2 separate regions of the Homo sapiens genome follow, and region 1 is linked to region 2. Evidence: read pairs that join two places in POLR2A ChIA-PET (ENCODE). Cell type or tissue: PC-9. All regions are shown on one strand. Links, peaks and the distances in the headings refer to the core of each region. The heading gives the core; the rest is flanking DNA.

Evidence for each region. ChIA-PET counts read pairs that join two places held together with the same protein. Peaks named below come from ENCODE experiments on the same cell type or tissue, not always from the same donor. Only the 100,000 strongest peaks of a DNase experiment are listed, where the experiment ranks them.
Region 1: POLR2A ChIA-PET joins it to region 2 with 6 read pairs; 10 of 35 experiments call an interaction of 5 or more read pairs at or near these places.

The regions. Positions count from the first base shown.
Region 1 is chr17:39,990,740-39,995,125 of GRCh38, reverse strand. It overlaps PSMD3 (proteasome 26S subunit, non-ATPase 3), which reads right to left. Exons shown (of 12, transcript NM_002809.4): 7 at 58-172. LOC124904000 (a long non-coding RNA gene) reads left to right here and starts at 179. Exons shown (of 3, transcript XR_007065751.1): 1 at 179-3,533. RefSeq lists a silencer at 2,692-2,869. In PC-9, for the core only: no CTCF peak of the experiment used is centred there; no DNase peak of the experiment used is centred there.
Region 2 is chr17:40,132,730-40,137,104 of GRCh38, reverse strand. It overlaps MSL1 (MSL complex subunit 1), which reads right to left. Exons shown (of 9, transcript NM_001365919.1): 6 at 3,996-4,063; 7 at 3,447-3,571; 8 at 3,206-3,278; 9 at 188-2,826. The coding sequence ends at 2,736. Among named protein-coding and RNA genes, the nearest start is that of CASC3, 5.6 kb to the left of the region's middle. In PC-9, for the core only: CTCF peaks have their summits at 944 and 1,204; no DNase peak of the experiment used is centred there; H3K27ac peaks cover 378 bases.

The DNA.
Region 1 (4,386 bases), core at 89-4,088, 140 kb after region 2:
TAAGAGGCCCCACTGAAGGGGGCCTAGTGGGCTCTGGGGTGGGGAAGCCAGCCTTACCTTGAGTCAGAAGGAAATAGGGCATGAGTGAGCGCTTGAGGGAGGGCTGGCGGAACTGCAGCCGGTCAGGGATCTCCCCCAGCAACAGCTCCACCACGATGAGAAGCTTGTGCACCTGGACAGAGTGACAGGGGAACACAGTGGGCAGGGAGCCCCATGGGCGGAAGAAGAAAATGAAATGTGGCCTAAATTCTGCCAGATGTAGTGGGAAACAGGGAAAGGGATCACTGTTTAGGCCCAGAGAGAGGAGGAAGCCCTGAAAACCTGTGCTGGGCATAGAATCCAAGCTCTGCCTTTGGAGCCGGGTGCTGGGAATGTGGCCCTTTGGTCACATTTGGTCGCAGAGCCGTCAGCTGCATTTCACCTGGCCACCCCGCGCGTAGTCTGCTCTGAAATGACAGTGCTCTAAAGTGAGGCCAGAAGGGCGGGTGCTGTGGCTCAGCAACAGCGAGGGACCAGGGCTCACAGGCCTGGAGAACGGAACGTGTGTCAGCCAGAGATGCTCATTAGGGAGGCGGACTGTTACTAGAGGAGAGGAGGTCATCAGTGGGTAGAACTCATTATCTGGGTAGAGGCATAAGTGCAGGAAGGGGCCTGGCTTCAGTGAATGAGCAGAGTATCCAGACATAGAAGGGTAACTGGAAACCTGGACCTGTCTTCCTCTACAGGACTGTGAAGTATTTCCGAGTGGTGCTGACCGTGGGTGGAGTCAGCATCGCGGAAGAACTACAGTGGAGGGAATGACGCCCCCCAACTCAGGAGTTCACCAGCAAACAGGAGGCACGGAACACAAAGCAGCTAAATCGTGGGGCAGCAAGTGTCACAGGAGACAGGGGTTACAACGGGAGTGTGTGATCACACCTACGGCCAGGCAGACCCTTCACCCTCCACAGGCACCCATGAGGCTGCCCTGTCCACTGGAATAACTCATGTGTGAGGGGAAATCCCTGGAAATGGTTAATTTATGAAGTGCCTTAAGGAGTCTGACAAAGCAGAAAAAGGAGGAGGGTCAAGGGTACAGATTGAAAAAGAGGCAGAAAAGTGTGGGTGCCTGGGGAGCTGTTAGGAAAGAGACAGTTGGGACCGCAGTCTGGGGACTATGCCATTGCCATTTTGTGTGCCAGGCTGAGCAGTATAAAGTCTGCACGTAGAACACTTGGTGTCTAGTCTCTATTCACTAGCTAGGAAACACTGAGCAACTGGGTCCTTAGTTCCTCATCTCTAAAACTACCAAATAACAATAACAATACCTAGCCTGTCTACCTCACAAGACCGTTATGATACCCTACAGCAGTGGGGAGCAATGGAAGCTTCCCAGGCAAGGGAAGGACAGAGCTGGAGCTCTGCTTAGTAAGGCAAGTGAATGTAAGCTGGGCTGCTGGAGAGGAAGATGACCAGGCAGAAGTGTCTGGGAATGTTAGTGGCTCAAACCATGGCACTGGCAATATGAAGGAACAGGCAAACACAGAAGATGTGCAGACAATTCAACAGACGACCAAGTGATGGGAAGGAGGATGGGGGAGAGTCAGAGATGATCCCAAGGCCCTGATCTGGATCGGGAAAGCAGGAGGAAGGAATGGTAAGGGGGCCAGGAGGGATCTCTTTGGGACACGCTGTAGAGAGAGACATGGGGAGTGGGAGGGGGAGCTGGATCTGCAGGCCTGATGCTCGTGAGAGGGGTCAGAGTTAGTGTTATGGGCTAAACTGCATCCCCCTCAAGTTCATGTTAGAGACCTAAACCCCAGTACCTCAGAATGGGACTCTATTTGGACACAGGGCCTTTAAAGAGGTAATTATGGTAAAGTGAGGTCATATGGGTGGACCCTAATCCTACATGACTATTGTCCTTCTAAGACAAAAGCAGGACACAGACACGCACAGAGGGAAGACCATGTGAAAACACCAGGAGACGGCCATCGACAAGCAGACGAGAGAGGCCCTCAGAAGAAACCAATCGTGTCACACTTTGCTGTTGGACTTAGAGCCTCCAGAATTGTGATGAAATCAATTTCGGTTGTTTAAGCCGCCAAGTCTGTGGGACCTTGCGGTGGCAGTGCCAGCAGAGTAACGGAGTTAGTAATGTACAGGCTGAAGAGCATCATGCAGGCGAGCGCTGAAGCTGGGAAAGCAAACAAGGTCACTCAAGGAGAGAATGAGGGTTTTACTATCGACAGAGAAGCTCTCAGAGTGCTCTGCTGAGGCCCAGGTGGTGAGAAGGAGCAGAGAGAACACTGGAGGGAAGGGGCTGGCCAGTGCACTGTTGGGGAGGGAGCCAGGGGAGACAGGAACGGCCGCCTGAGAGAGGAAGCAGCAGGGCTGGGGGTTTTCTTCCCGGAGACTGAAGCAAACAGGTGATGGGCCAAGGCTAGAAGAGAGAGGAAGGAGTGTGATGGAAAACACAGGTAGTGAAGCTGGTGTTAAGTAAAGACAGGGAGGGTGAAAATGGGCGGAGAGAGACATTCAAGTTTACAAGAGACAAGGTGGCTGCAGGAATGAATGCTAGCTGACCTCCGCTTTGAACAGGATGAGCCAGCACCGCCCTCCTCAGAGCGCTCTGTGCCACCAGCAGCACTGGCATCACCCAAGGCCTGTTAGGAACACAGACTCTCTGAATCGGAATCTACAGCTTCATCAGAGCCCCAGGTGATTCTGTAAGCTGGGTGGTGACAGGGGTACGGCAAAGGTGTGTGAGGGCAGAGGGCAGAGGGCTGGTTGCAGGCCTTCTCCCAAACATGCCTTCACTCCCGCCCTCTCTCTCCCTGCGCTCCCTCACCAACAGCCCGAGACCTCTCTTCCAGCTCTCTACGCCTTCCTGCCACTGAGATTTAAATGCCTGAAAGCCTCTCTCATGGTACATGACACATTTTATATATGTTAATTACTAGTATTTTTAGTGATTTTCAAAAGAAACTTTAGTGTCTCTCATATTGTAAGCAATCTAACATTTTGCTCACGCACCCTGTGTGTCTGAAAAGCCTTTACTCCTTGTGAAAATCCTACCCATCTTTCAAAGACCAGTTCAATTTTAATGTTTGTTTTTTTTTGAGACAGAGTCTTGCTCTGTCGCCCAGGCTGCAGTGCAGTGGCACGATCATGGCTCACTGCAGCCTCGACTTCCTGGGCCCAAGTGATCCTTGCACCTCAGCCTCCCAAGTAGCTGGGACTACAGGTGCATGCCATCACGCCCAGCTAGGTTTTTAATTTTTGCAGAGGCGGTGTCTCCATATGTTGCTCAGGTTGGTCTCAAGCAATCCTCTTGCCACAGCCTCCCAAAGTGCTAGGATTACAGGTGTGAGCCCTGTACCTAGCCAACTTTTTCTTTAAGACCCTTTCTCTTTCATTATTTGATCAAAAACAAATCTGACTTTCTCTGAACTTCTGAACAGAAATAAAATGAATCTCCTACTACATTGACCTAATCAACACACGTCTCCCGTTCCCTGTCAAGACACCATGGAGGTGGATGTTGTGTGAAGGTAGGAGCAGAGGTTTGAATTTGGGAAGACTGGGTCTACATCCTGGCTACTGGGCTCTGTGACTTCACATACACCCTCAAGCTTTCTGACACAACATTCTTTATCTCTTTGAAATACTCTAATAATAAGAAATACCTGGCCTGGAGCGGTGGCTCACGCCTGTAATCCCAGGACTTTGGGAGGCTGAGGTGGGTGGATCACTTGAGGTCAGGAGTTCGAGACCAGCCTGGCCAACATGGTGAAACCCCATCTCTACTAAAAATACAAAAAATTAGCTGGGCGTGGTGGCAGGCGCCTGTAATCCCAGTTACTCGGGAGGCTGAGGCAGGAGAATCCCTTGAACCCCAAAGACAGGGGTTGCAGTGAGCCAAGATGGCACCTCTGTCTCCAGCCTGGGAGACAGAGCAAGACTCCGTTTCAAAAAAAAGAACCAAAAAAACAAACAAAAAAATTAGTTGGATGTGGTGGCAGGCGCCTGCCCAGCTACTGAGGAAGCTGAGGCAGGAGAATCACTTGAACTCGGGAGGCAGAGGTTGCAGTGAGAAAAGATCGTGCCATTGCACTCCAGCCTGAGTGACAGAGGGAGACTCTGTCTCAGAAAACAAAAAACGAAAGAAAAGAAAGAAAGATCACTTATTATCCTCCCTTCCTATCCCTTACAGTGCCTAATACCAAGGTTGATGCTTAAATACTTGCTGACTGACAGCTCTTAAGTGGCCAAGTTTTATGTTTACTTGAGCCACTCAGCCTTGCAGAGATTTTCTGGGTTCCTTGGCCACAGACAATACAGTTTCCAAATGTGAACATGAAGGACTAGATAAAAACCTGGGGTTTGTATCAACACAATCTAGGT
Region 2 (4,375 bases), core at 376-4,375:
TGGCCAGGCTGGTCTTGAACCTCTGACCACAAGTGATCTGCCCACCTCAGCCACCAAAGTGCTGGGATCACAGGTGTGAGCCACTGCGCCCAGCCAAGTTGCTGATTATACTTAAGGAAGTACACTGGACAAAGAGGGATGAAACATACATTATACTTATACACAAATGGAAGTGAGTACCTTATTATAAAGGGGAAAATAATGTGTTATTCTTTTTTATTGAGAAAATGGATTTCTTTTTCCAATGTTTCAAATATACAAGCAGAATTGTTTGTTTGCCAATAAATATAATAAATTGAAGCAGAAGTTCAAAAATTAACAGCCACAATAGTTTATTTACAATTGAACTCTTTATAAGATATTTACAAGACAACCAATTTTACACATCAGAAATGGTATCAAAAGTTATGAATTACAACACAGACAACAATATGAAATGGGCATAAAACAAAGCTGAAGTAGACAGACAAGCAATTTTTTTTAATTTATTAACACTAGCTTAAACTTTGTTAAAGAAAAACAAACAACTATGTTTTAGGAGAACTGCAGGGCCTTCAGTTGAAGATTGAATTCACAGTGTTGTATCCCATGTAGGGAAAAATAAGACTAATTTTCCCCCCACACTCTAACACACTGTAATTTTGCACTTGGAACTTTGCTAATCTACTGTCCAACCTCCTTCTCAACAAAGTCAAATCAAAGGAGAATTAACCTAGAAGAGGGGACAATAAAATAAGAGGTCCTCAGGGAGAGGGAGAACCAAGGAAATAGAATCTACTTAAATCTGGCCAGATAGCACCTCGTGGATTCTTCTCAGTCTACTTCAAGTCAGAAACTGGGGAGTCCCCTGGGTAGGGCACAAACACAATGGTTAAATTTGCTAACTCATACCCAAAATTAGGAACCCGACACATGCTGAAATCAAGAAGAAACTGAGGGATCAAAGAACAAAGTCAAGAGACACTGATTGGGTCTTTTTTCTTTTTGGACACGTTACGAAGAAATATCACATAGGTAAGAGTAAGAAAACTGAACAGCCTGCCACATTAAAATGATGGAGAACAAAGAAAATCTGGCCCAGTTTTTCTAGAAATCTCCTCCTTAAGGTGTGAGATGAGAGCCCCTAGTGGAATTAAGTCCTATTTCTCTCTACATCCTTGCTGCAATGAAGTTTACAGCAGGTTCCCTTATAGAGAGCCCACTCTCCTAAGCAGATGGAGTTACAAATGAAAACCCATAGCCACACACACACACACACACACACAAAAGGAGAAATAAGAGCAGCAAGATCATCCAAGAATACTACATGTGCTGCCAGAATAATTCCTTTAAAAGTCAAATCCAGGAAGCACAGATCAACATCTCACAAAAAACTTTAGCAGTGGGAGGCCCCTGAGGAACTTTTCTTCTCTTCCCACAATGGTATCCCATTCTCTCTTCGTGCTCCACTGATGGGCCAGCCACACACCCTACATACCTTGGCTTCTCCTCTAAAAGTGCTAATAATCTGGGGACATATTCTCTTTAAGGATAAAAGCCCCTACCTTCTAGGAGATTAGACCCCTACTTGTTTTCACACAATAGTCCTGAAGACTAAAGAAAGGCAATTCCTATATATTTGAGACCAGAGGTCTTGGCTCTATTTTCCTTTCAGATAGTTAATAGGGATCTTACACTGAGACCAAAGTGGCCTGGGAGTGCTATCCTGATATTTTAACAAAACGGGAGGGGAGAGGACCAAGATGGTACACATACAAATTATTTTTACAAAGTGAATGGAGAAGCTCATTAGGTACATCTGTTTGTTTCAAGATGTAGACATTTGCCAGCCAAAGGAAGCACCTATTTCCACACTCTCCCCCTACCCTCCCTAAGTCTCTATCCCACCACCAAGAGTTCTGCTAAAAGGATGAAGCCCAATGAAGGAATACTTGAGAAGTGATGTGATACAAGGACATTTATACAGGTTTTGGCATGCCATCCCAAATACTAAGTGCTTTTGTTTACAGCTGTAACTTGTTCTGAAACTAACCATCCCCACTTTCTTTTCCAAAGATTTTGGTTTTTGAGCAGTAAAGAAATTGTTATCCATTAACTGAAAAAATAATCACAGCCAAACATCCCTTCCCACATGACTGTATCACAGAATAGTTTCAAATGAACAACTATCTTTTCAGACAGTTATCTACCAACTCTCCGATGTCTTTTCTACTCTGTGAAGATGGCTTGCTTCATCGCTTCACTTGTCATTCCTCTTCTGGTCCTAAAGCTCATGGTGAGGTTGTTTGTTTTATTTTAGGGTTAAAAATCACTATACCCACTATAAGGAGGGTGTACCAGGGTGAGAAGAGTGCCATGCAGGCACAGCTCTAAAGGAAGGGGCTGCTTCATCTTCCACATGTCTAATGAAGAGAGCCCTTTTACCCCTTTAACATAGGCAAATGTATAGAAACAGACCCCTGAAACTTCTGAATCTGCCATCCTATAGCTTTAGCTTGAGAGCCCATTTCCCAAAAAAGGGAAAAGAAATCCCAATCACCCTCCATAACTCACAATTAGCCGAATGAAAGAGTTTTTGTGAAATCAGAGTAATGAAAACAAAGTCAAGGAAGTATGAAAGGGTATTATCAGCGAGTGATAACATATGTGAGGACAAAGGTCACATATACAGGTCTCTGCCACTCTCGGGAATGGCATGCTACAACTATCTGAAGACAGGGTTCTTGCCAGCACAGCTATTTCCTACACGTCCGGTGAGGTGTTTGCTTCTTCTGGATCTCCAATCTGCATCGGCTACGCTCATCCAACCAGGGTAGCTCAAAATTCCTGGCAAAAAAGGATGAGGAAATCAACTTGCAAGACTAGAAGGGATTCAGTGTGGACATGATAGCAACTACAAAAAAGTCACTATGTCCCTTACCACTCCTATCCCTGACTAGTTTGGAGTGTCTTTCCTGCCTCAAAGCCAGAGCAACTGTGTACCATTAAAGTGATGGAATCATCTATTTCTAACTCAAAAAGCAATACTCCTAATTATTGGCTTGGGAATCTTATTACAAAAGCTAGTTGCCCAGGTAGCCTCATTTCTGTCAAAGACCCATGGCTATCCCTAAGCCACCTGGTTCCACCTCATATCTAGGCTTCCATGAAGTCTGAAAAGGATGTGCAGGTTACCTGGAAGGGGAGAAAAAAAATGTATACTTACTGTGGAGTTAATTTTGGTAATGGTCGTCCAAATGCTACAACAGGCAAGAAGGGGGTAATCATCAAACTTTCAACTATGGGAGAAAGTCAAACGGGAGCGTATTAGTAATACAGATGGGAAATGTCTAGAAGCTATATCTGCTCCAAAATACACTTCATTCATTCAGAGCAAGTTGTACCCTGGAGCCTTGCACCCTCCTCCTTCTTTCAAAAACCTACTCTTTTAGATGGACACAACTTACCATCATCTGGCTCAGGGAAAAATGAGGTAACCTCAGGCTCAGATTCCTGAATTCCTTTCTTTTTATACATTCTGAGCTGCAGTCGCTGTAAAATTCTTTGTTCCCTGATCCTCTGAATATCCCATCTGGGAAAAACAAACCAAACAAAACAAAGAAACCCAACATTACTGTTTACCCAAAACCTGCTCTATAAAAGCAACTCACACAATCCAGATGCTAGGAAGACCCTTGCTGACTCCTCTAGACAGGGTAAAGAGAAATGACTGCCTTGTTAAGGGAGAGCTGTTTAGGTCTACCGTTTAGATCATGTGTTGGTGTTCCACAGAAAGTAGAATTGAGGAAGGTCATACACAAAAAGAGGCCAAACATGTTTACCGCAACAACTACCATTTCCAACTAAGATATTCAACCAACTGGGAAGCCAGTAATGTAAGAGTGTTAAGCACTCCAAGATTCTCCACAGCATGAAAAAGGGAGGTCAGGTTCCCTGATACTCTGTCCTAGGTCCTAGGGCTCAGTTGTTTCCAGGATGGACATCTCTGGCCTCACCTTTTCCTTCTCTTCTCATCCAGCTCCAGTTTTGCATGCCGCTTCGAAAACACACTGTCATCCAGGTTCTGTGTAAAGAAAAGCAGCTGATAAGCTATTTATCACCATATATTAGTTACACACATATACTAACTAATTTCCAGCTTCCAGGAACGTAAAATCTTTCACCTTCCGGTTCTACCTGAGTCTGTGGGTTCCATGGACAGTATGGGAACCTCCTGGTAACAGAATCAACAAAACACATACTCCTTTCCCCATCCACATCCTTTTAGAATCTCCAAATTTCAAAATCATTTCCATATCTTTCCAAGGTAAACATCACATCAAACTAAAACCCCCAGACTGTCATAAACCCTCCCTGCCTCCATACTTTGTAAGAG